Linked DNA regions of Homo sapiens: regions 1 and 3 are each linked to region 2. Evidence: chromatin contacts called from ENCODE Hi-C or POLR2A ChIA-PET data. All regions are on one chromosome and are shown on one strand. Each heading gives the region's core, a stretch centred on a gene start or an enhancer-like site at or near the end of the contact. The rest is flanking DNA. Distances are from core to core; before and after follow the strand shown. Region 1 overlaps CAPSL (calcyphosine like). Region 2 overlaps SPEF2 (sperm flagellar 2). Region 3 overlaps SPEF2 (sperm flagellar 2).

Evidence for each region. A loop is a pair of places that touch in the nucleus more often than their neighbours do. ChIA-PET counts read pairs that join two places held with the same protein, here RNA polymerase II (POLR2A). Pooled maps may share reads with other maps.
Region 1: a pooled map shows a loop between it and region 2 (3-fold over the local background). The contact joins two enhancer-like sites. A Hi-C loop is called at or near these places in 2 of 168 maps with a recorded cell type or tissue (IMR-90 and sciatic nerve) and 10 of 50 pooled maps. POLR2A ChIA-PET finds 5 or more read pairs at or near these places in 6 of 52 experiments (OCI-LY7, T-cell, activated CD4-positive, alpha-beta T cell and 2 more).
Region 3: a map of CD4-positive, alpha-beta T cell shows a loop between it and region 2 (2.8-fold over the local background). The contact joins two enhancer-like sites. A Hi-C loop is called at or near these places in 6 of 168 maps with a recorded cell type or tissue (CD4-positive, alpha-beta T cell, CD4-positive, alpha-beta memory T cell, CD8-positive, alpha-beta T cell and 1 more) and 10 of 50 pooled maps. POLR2A ChIA-PET finds 5 or more read pairs at or near these places in 9 of 52 experiments (CD4-positive, alpha-beta memory T cell, CD8-positive, alpha-beta memory T cell, activated CD4-positive, alpha-beta memory T cell and 4 more).

Annotation. Positions count from the first base shown.
Region 1 is chr5:35,903,578-35,906,277 of GRCh38, forward strand. It overlaps CAPSL (calcyphosine like), which reads right to left. Exons shown (of 5, transcript NM_001042625.2): 5 at 711-1,069. The coding sequence ends at 968. Among named protein-coding and RNA genes, the nearest start is that of CAPSL, 34 kb to the right of the region's middle. RefSeq lists an enhancer at 1,018-1,117. Within about 2 kb of position 1,279, at least 2 of the 41 ENCODE cell types and tissues checked have a DNase peak (open chromatin) inside an H3K27ac peak, as active enhancers do.
Region 2 is chr5:35,779,016-35,781,715 of GRCh38, forward strand. SPEF2 (sperm flagellar 2) reads left to right here. Exons shown (of 37, transcript NM_024867.4): 30 at 102-331. Among named protein-coding and RNA genes, the nearest start is that of IL7R, 77 kb to the right of the region's middle. Within about 2 kb of position 1,401, at least 3 of the 41 ENCODE cell types and tissues checked have a DNase peak (open chromatin) inside an H3K27ac peak, as active enhancers do; they include CD4-positive, alpha-beta T cell and CD8-positive, alpha-beta T cell, where a contact is called at or near this core.
Region 3 is chr5:35,670,381-35,673,080 of GRCh38, forward strand. The region is part of intron 10 of SPEF2 (sperm flagellar 2); the gene reads left to right. Among named protein-coding and RNA genes, the nearest start is that of SPEF2, 54 kb to the left of the region's middle. Within about 2 kb of position 1,336, at least 3 of the 41 ENCODE cell types and tissues checked have a DNase peak (open chromatin) inside an H3K27ac peak, as active enhancers do; they include CD4-positive, alpha-beta T cell and CD8-positive, alpha-beta T cell, where a contact is called at or near this core.

The sequences.
Region 1 (2,700 bases), core at 29-2,528, 120 kb after region 2:
CCACCATGCCCAGCTAATTTTTTTATTTTTAGTAGAGACAGGGTTTTCACCATGTTGGACAGGCTGGCCTTGAACTCCTGACCTCAGGTGATCCACCCACCTCAGCCTCCCAAAGTACTGGGATTGCAGGCGTGAGCCACTGCACCCAGCCCTTGCTGGTGGGAATTTCAACACAATTGGCAGAAAGCAGAGAGGGGAGAGATAAACATTCCACCAGGTGAAGGCTTTCTGGAATAGCCTGCCCACACACAGCGCAAGATGTCCCAGATAAAATCTGAGCGCCCAGCCCAGTTTCAAAACTTCAGCCACAGGAGTACCATGAACAGGCGTGGATCTACTGCTCAAAGAAATAGCCTCCTCACTCACACCAGTCTTTAAAATGACTATTAAATAAATCATTTTGAATCTATTTGTCAAACTGCGGCTTCCCTAAACCCTAAGCAGTGAAACTCAAGATTTGCTTGTAGAAATTGAGGCTAACACGTGGTCTTCTTCTGGTCCCCAAATGAGACTGAAACACTTAAAGACTTACAATCAGTCATAAAAAGAGATATATTATCATCTCACCTAGAAAAGGATCATCTAAAAGGAGGTGAAGAAAAACTATGGGTGCATGGGTGAGGGTTTTAATTAAAATACTCAAGCTTTCATTAATGGCCAAGGGATAAAACCTAAAGTTGATTAGACACCTGCATGTATCAGCACAGCACTAGGAGCTTTACAGAGCTCATTTTATTTAAGTCCTATTTTAGAACAAAGGAAACAGTCTTAGGCAAGGCAAACTCACAGTTGGCTACTCAATGTCTTTTATTTCTGCCTGTTTTTTGGCCCCAGAAAATGCAATATTTTGACACAGAAAAAAACATTAGGATGAGTGTGAAATCAAATACGATTCTGGTTTTTGAGCTGACATTTAGTCATTTGGAGCCACATGGCTGTCCCAGGGCCTGGTCCCCAGGTCATGTGCTTAAAGCTTCCAGGCGGTTCTCATCATGATGATGAAGTACACATCAGTGTCAATGGATGCGCTCACACCTGCATAGTAGTTCATGAACTCCTCAGGGGTCACCTGCAGTGGAAAAGTTAGAAACAAAAACGAAACTTTGCTTCTCACTCTGTCAATGGGCGCCCACCTTGTGCACCTGTAAATAGAAGGGAAATAGAGGATTTCTTTGTGTATGTGATCATGGCTGAGGAACTGATCTAAAACAAAAGAACAAGTGAAGCTGAGGATGGTGTGAGAACAGCACCTAGGAAGAGAGAAAGAAAGTCTTGAAAGTTTCTAAGCCAACCTAAATGGAAAGTGACGCATAGGTTGTCATCTTTTGTCTAAGGGTGGGAGCCCGTCGGTTCAGGTAAGGGAGACTGAAACTCAGAGTAAGAAGGAAGTGCTCTGCAACTGTAGTTATTTCTGTCTTTCTGTGACACGTCAGAAACAACATGTCATGTCCTTGTGTCAGGGTAAGTGATGTTTTCCCTTTCCAAAAATGGAGTTCTCTCCTGTGGGTGAAGAAACAGATTTCTAGTTAAACGCTCCCGGGTTGCATGCTTTTCTAACACATAAATAACTCATTCAAGGCCCAGGGTGAATAAAAAGCTTACCCCTGCTTCATGCCTCCCACCCATCCTGGCTTCTCTCCACTCTACACCCATGACCATCTCTTTGAAATATTGACTAATGTGTTTATCTGTGTGGGGATTTTATATTACTTTCCTTTGGGGAAGGAGAAAAGACAGTTATTAGTCTTATTTTTAACAGGTCTAGATAATATGTACACTCTAATTTAATCATGTTGGTTGACATGATCGGTTGGGGACATACCTATGCCTTCCAAGAATCATAAGAGATGACTGACCCACTGGTCCTATTGAAATTATAAGTGACCAGAAAAGAAAAGTCACTGGATCCACAGTTGTCTTTCATACCACCCCTTCCCACTAAAAACATAAGGAAGGGCAGTAGAAAGAAAGGCATTTGAACTCAGCTCATAGTTGAACTGTAAATACACATCTACAATACATGCATAGAGCCTCTGTCAAAATTAGGATACCATTAGCATCCCCCTTTGTTGAACTTCTTTATTCCTCTCCTCCTTTGGATTCCTCAGCCTCTGCTTTTCAATTCCCTCATTAAGGGATTACATTAAGTTTCACACATCATTATTGCCCTCTTTCTATCTTTCTCATGTTGTGTGAGGTTCCAGGGAAATGTTTATCAGTGTGGGTCCACACCACCTGCATCAGGACAACCTGGGGTGTCTGTCATAAGCCTAGGCCCACAGGCTGTACCCCACACCTGCTAAATCAGAATCTCTGAAGCAGGTGGTTGTGGAATTTACTTCTTAAAAATCTAAACATCCCAGTTAATTGTTGTGCACACTACAGTAATTTAACTGGGAATATCAAAGATAATTAAGATAAAGTCTCAGTCCTCAAAAAGTTGCAGGCTGGTGAAATACTCCAACAAAGTAAGTGGATCATTTTACAGCAAATAGCAAGTAAACTAAAAGAGTTACCCACGAGACCCTGAGCCATTTTGACGGTGCACTTTACCATGACAGTTTGAGGAACATTTTTTACAGCTAATTATTTTTTAATTAAAAATTATCAAACTCCCGATATTTTTAGTTTGTTATTGTTTCTATTGTCTGTTTGTTGGCCAGGGATGACAGCCATTGAATGAGACTCCCTCCACATCCA
Region 2 (2,700 bases), core at 151-2,650:
TATATAATCTGTTTACTTTTGTGTATATGTCTTATAAGCAAACTTTATTAATCTAATAGTATCTTTCATGGGGTTAACGCTATCCATTTTACCACTTTCAGTACAGAAAAATTAACTGACGTAGCTCGCTATCACATTGAAACATCTACAAAAATTCAGAATGAACTTTATTTAAGCCAAGAAGACTTCTTCATTAATGGCAATATAAAAGTCTTCCCAGATCCTCCCCCATCAATACGTCCTCCACCTGTAGAAAAGGAAGAAGATGGTACCCTGACCATTGAACAGCTTGACAGTCTTCGAGATCAGTTCTTAGATATGGCACCTAAAGGTAGGAAAAATAATTATCATGAAAAGAGCACAAAAAAAGGTTAAGATTAACCAGGACAGAAATCACTTGCCAACAAGTAAAATCAGCTCTATGGGATCATGTGGCACTAAAACATGCCCTTGCTTTGTTCTAGTTTATTAAATATTTGTTTCATACAACATAGACCCTAATTAAACAAGCAGGACCCACTGTGAATAATGCTTGAGCAGTGTGGTGGTCCTCATTCCTGGTAATTCCTCTCTCCTGTCCTCCCCGACCCTTGCTGACAAGTTTGTATATTTGAGTATTACTCCACCTGGCAGCTTACAGAAAGACTTTGTGCATACTTCTAGTTTAGATTTTATATTGAGATTATGAGTTTGTGTTTCTGTGAGGGGAGACCAGGCAGTAGAAGATTTCCCTTTTATGTTGGCCTTTTCCCTCAGTGCTTGTAGACCATAAGCAGAATCAAATAAGCTGTTAGAAAATGTTTGCTTAATTAATTAGTCGGTTTGTTCATATGTATGTGTAAATGTTTTCTGCACACAACAATTTTATCTCTTTCACATTTTATCAGCATGGACCTACAGCATCTGCACAGGCTTTTTTTATTCAGCCTTTTCCTACTTCCAGATATTCTTCAATGAGTTCTGTCGATTGATAGCACAAGTAATTCAGACAGATCACATAGGATTATCATCTCCACTTTAAAGGTCTAGATACTGACTCACAGAGGAGTTTAGCAGATTTTTTGCCTATGGTCATATATCATTCAGAACTCTGCAGATCCAAAGTTCTTGCCCCTTCTCACTGAACTAAGTTGCCTCTCATAAGCAGATTTCTTTTACTTTTCAACATATACTACTTATTGGGAAATTATTACTTTTCCCTGTAGCATAGTCAACTGACTTTAGTATTAATACAATGTTACTTTTTAAAAAAGTCCAGTATTTCCAGAAATTCACATCATATATCATTAGTAAAAAGAGCATTACTCTAAGTCCGAAAGCTTCCTTGCCAAGCCCAATAGGTGAAATTGGTGTATGTGTGTGTGCCTGGGTGAACCTTGCGCTTTGATGTGTCAGCTCATCAAATCAGCTAGAGCAGGCTTTACAGCTCCAAGGTATAAAAGCCCACACTTCAGCTGTGGAGGGACGGAGGTGCCATTTGGCAGCATTTGGGCACGAAGGAAACATGGCCATCAGCAGGTACAAAAAATCTCGACTTTACAAATCAGTCCATGAAATTCCTTCAGTCCTTTAGTCAGACAGAGTGCACCCTCTTCTACATGGTGCGAGCTCCACAATGCCCTGTTATTATGTACTTCCCTCTTCAGAGTTGCTTTTTCTCTTCATTTTATCCAGGCCATTATTTTACACATAAAATAAAAAGATAAGTGTAAGTGGATTCTAAACATGACATGTGGTTTGCTTTAATCCTACACTCTGGTGACTGGGAGGAAATCACTCAATTAATAGGTAAAAACTAAAGGCATCTGGGGACACTTGAATAGGTAGAAGTGGATTTTGAAAATTATCATCCACTTACAATATATCTTTCAGCAGGGACCCTAGTATCCATGATGCTAATCATAATACTTTCTTGGATCCAACCTCAAATCCAGAGCTCATATTTCCACTAAAAATTTAAAAATAAATTTTAAAAAATAGCAGCTATAACTTGACATGTGTCTCAGAAGATTAACTCTAGAAACCCTTGGGACACAAAGATGTCAACAGATAAATGTTTTCAGACTATGGGAGAAATAAGAAGGGAGGGAGAGGAAGTAAAGGAAGGGAGGGAGGGAGAAACGGAGTTGTTTTTTTTTTAATTTTTATTTTTTTAAAAGCAGAGTAAAAGGAAACCATTTGCCCTAGGAGCTGAGAGTTTAATTTGAAAAGGCAAGCAAAGAGGAAGGAAATATGAACAACTATTTGAGTTCTTTCTGGGACACAGTATGAATGTTATTCAAGTGCTCAAGAATGCAAAGCATCAGTGTGCCCTGAAATTGGTCAGGGAAAAGTCTGTGGAGCAAAACTTTGGAGGGAGAAATTGAAGAGGGTAAAGAGATTTTGTGGCAAGGCTACAGAGAATGTTTACAGTTAGGGGAACAGCTGCTGGAAACTCTGTAGACAAGAAGCGTGAGGATAGGAGCATGATGTTTGGGAAATGTTTAGGAGACTGCTCTGCTTTTCTTTCTCCAACTGCATGAACTCCAGGCGAGTAGAAGAGGAGGCTTTCTCTGTGTGAGGAACCACCTCCTCCCACCCAAGCTGGAGAATTAACCCATATGCAAGAATAACAGTTGTAATTACCACAGAATTTACAAGGCTATACAATACGGTAGGATTTGGGGATTGTGATGATTCAAAGTGAGTTATGTATGGTCT
Region 3 (2,700 bases), core at 86-2,585, 110 kb before region 2:
TTTTAGATGCTTAAACTATACATAAGCTATTATCTATTGTTCCTAGTAATCTTAGGGGAGTGGTCTGAAAAAACATCAAGCATAGTAATTGTCTGGGTAGACAGATTTCAGAATTTTTAAAATGCTTTAATTTATTTATTAGCATTTTTCTTTGTATGGGCTGTGTACTTTTGCTTCAAAAACCATTGTTAAAAAGTATTTCTTTTGTAATCAATCTAAATAATAGACTTTTTTTACAGGCAAAATGAAAGAGGAGGAAGTCTGGGTTTTATGAATAGCATAGATTCAAACAATCTTTTATTCAAAGATTGAAATAAAAAGTATCGGGTGCCAACTGTGATTTTTAGAAGAACTGTTGTAAAGCCTTTGAGATTAGACAGACTAGAGCTACATTACTGAAATTGCCAACTACTAACTGTGTGACCTTAGGTGACCAGTTCATTAAGGGCTAATAGATTTCCATTTTTCAATTAATGGAAAGGGAATGCTACTATACCTACTTCATTTAAAATAACATGAGTTAAACACTTAGCTGAGTGCACTTCATGTTGGATGCATATAATACATATCCATTTCTTTCCTCACCATCCTACTCTCCCCATCCCACTCCATCTCACCCTTAGAAGTAAAGGTGTAACAATCATAGCTTTTGGATAGAAATTTTGAGTGGATCAACAGCAATGGAATGAGGAGTGAGGCTTTTTATTAGAAAAATTACAAAATGAGTCCCGGAAGGTCAGTAAGTGCAACATGAAAAAAATCTATGAAAAGATTATTTGACCTAATTATTCACTGATAGTACATACTCAACAAAGGTTTGTGGGACAAAGGGTGAATAAAATGAATGAATTACAATGAACAAAGAAAAGTGCAAAATAACACTAACAAGTAAATATTACAAGAAGATAACCTTGTGGTTAAAAGATAAGGAAAAATATGAGATTATGAGAAATTAAATGTATACTATATTTTAATTAAATGAATCTGTATTTGTAGCACTAAGAGAATTATTATTAAGGATTGACTAGAACCTTAAAAGATATATGTGGATGTTTGTTTTGTACGGTTGTAAAATATACTAGACCTATTACATCCACCTAAAGTATAATGCCATGTAAGAAAATGCTTTGACAGTATCAACCTGTGTTAAGGTATTTCTTTCCATTGTAAATTAAAAGTCATTTTATTTGACAGACTTTACTGGTTCATCGAATGTTTATTTCTAAATTACTTGCTAAACAGCTCAATCTCTATTCTTGTTGCTCTTACAAATCAGGAGACCTAGTAGGCTGCAGCTTAGCAAAGATTTTTGTCTCTTTAGCTATTTTCCTTGTATGAGAAATGGTTACCACAGGAACATGCTTGTCTTACCCACATCCTGAAGCAGATGATGCATTTCTTTTGCAGAAAATTGTAAACTTTTGTTAGGAGTTTGTGAGCGTCTAGCAATGTACTTTATTTTGTGTATTGACTTTGCTGTTTTTCTAGAAATGAAAATTACCTTAGGATTTATAATATGTTTTCACAAGCTCCCTTCGACACCATAATGGAAAATATGCCATATACAGGTTTTAGGATATACTGTAAACTATTATACTATCATTCTTTATTTTTAGATCTTTGGTCTCTTCAAGAACTTGTCCTAAATGTTCCTACATACAAGTAAAAAATAAATGTTTCAACTTGTAAAATATATTATCTGGCTTAAATAGTCTATCACAAGAGGCAGCGGAACAATGCATCCTGGCTTATCTAAAAGAAACAGTTGTCCACGTTTGTCATTATTAAATTTGTTCAGGAGTTTTAATGCAAATATATTACTCAGAAATTAATACATTTGCTTGAACATAATGTTCATTATAATGTTATTGAACATAATGTTCATTATAATGTTATTGAACATTATATATAATTCATTATAATGTTATTGAACATAATGTTCATTATAATGTTATTGAACATTATATATAATGAACATTATTATGTTCAAGCAAATGTATTAATTTCTAAGTAATACATTTGCATTAAAACTCCTGAACAAATTTAATAATGACAAATGTGGACAACTGTTTCTTTTAGATAAGCCAGGATGCATTGTTCCGCTGCCTGTTGTGATAGACTATTTAAGCCAGATAATATATTTTACAAGTTGAAACATTTATTTTTTGCTTGTATGTGGGAACATTTAGGACAATTTCTTGAAGAGACCAAAGATCTAAAAATAAAGAATGATAGTATAATAGTATAATACATTTGCTTGAACAAATAGTGTAATACATTTGCTTGAACATAATAATGTTCATTATATATAATGTTCAATAACATTATAATGAACATTATGTTCAAGCAAATGTATTATTCAGAAATTAATCTTCAAAAAGTTTATATTCTTAGCATACTTAATTGATGTCCATACCCTATACCTTTAAAGAACTGACAGTTCCCAGTTTTGAGTTTGTGCTTTTAGAAGCCCGTGTTCTGTTCAAATAAGCTATTATGCTTAAAATTTTTAAATATTGTACCTAGAAATTGCAATTAAAACAGATATTTGCTTATGTACATGTCATATGTAGCTGCCAAAAATTTGACTCATGTCTTAACTTTATTTCCTAAATCATCACACTCTATTTATGTGAGAATGACTGAATGTGAGGGAGCTCTACCCCAGTGGCTAGAAATAACATTTCTCTCTCCCAGGAA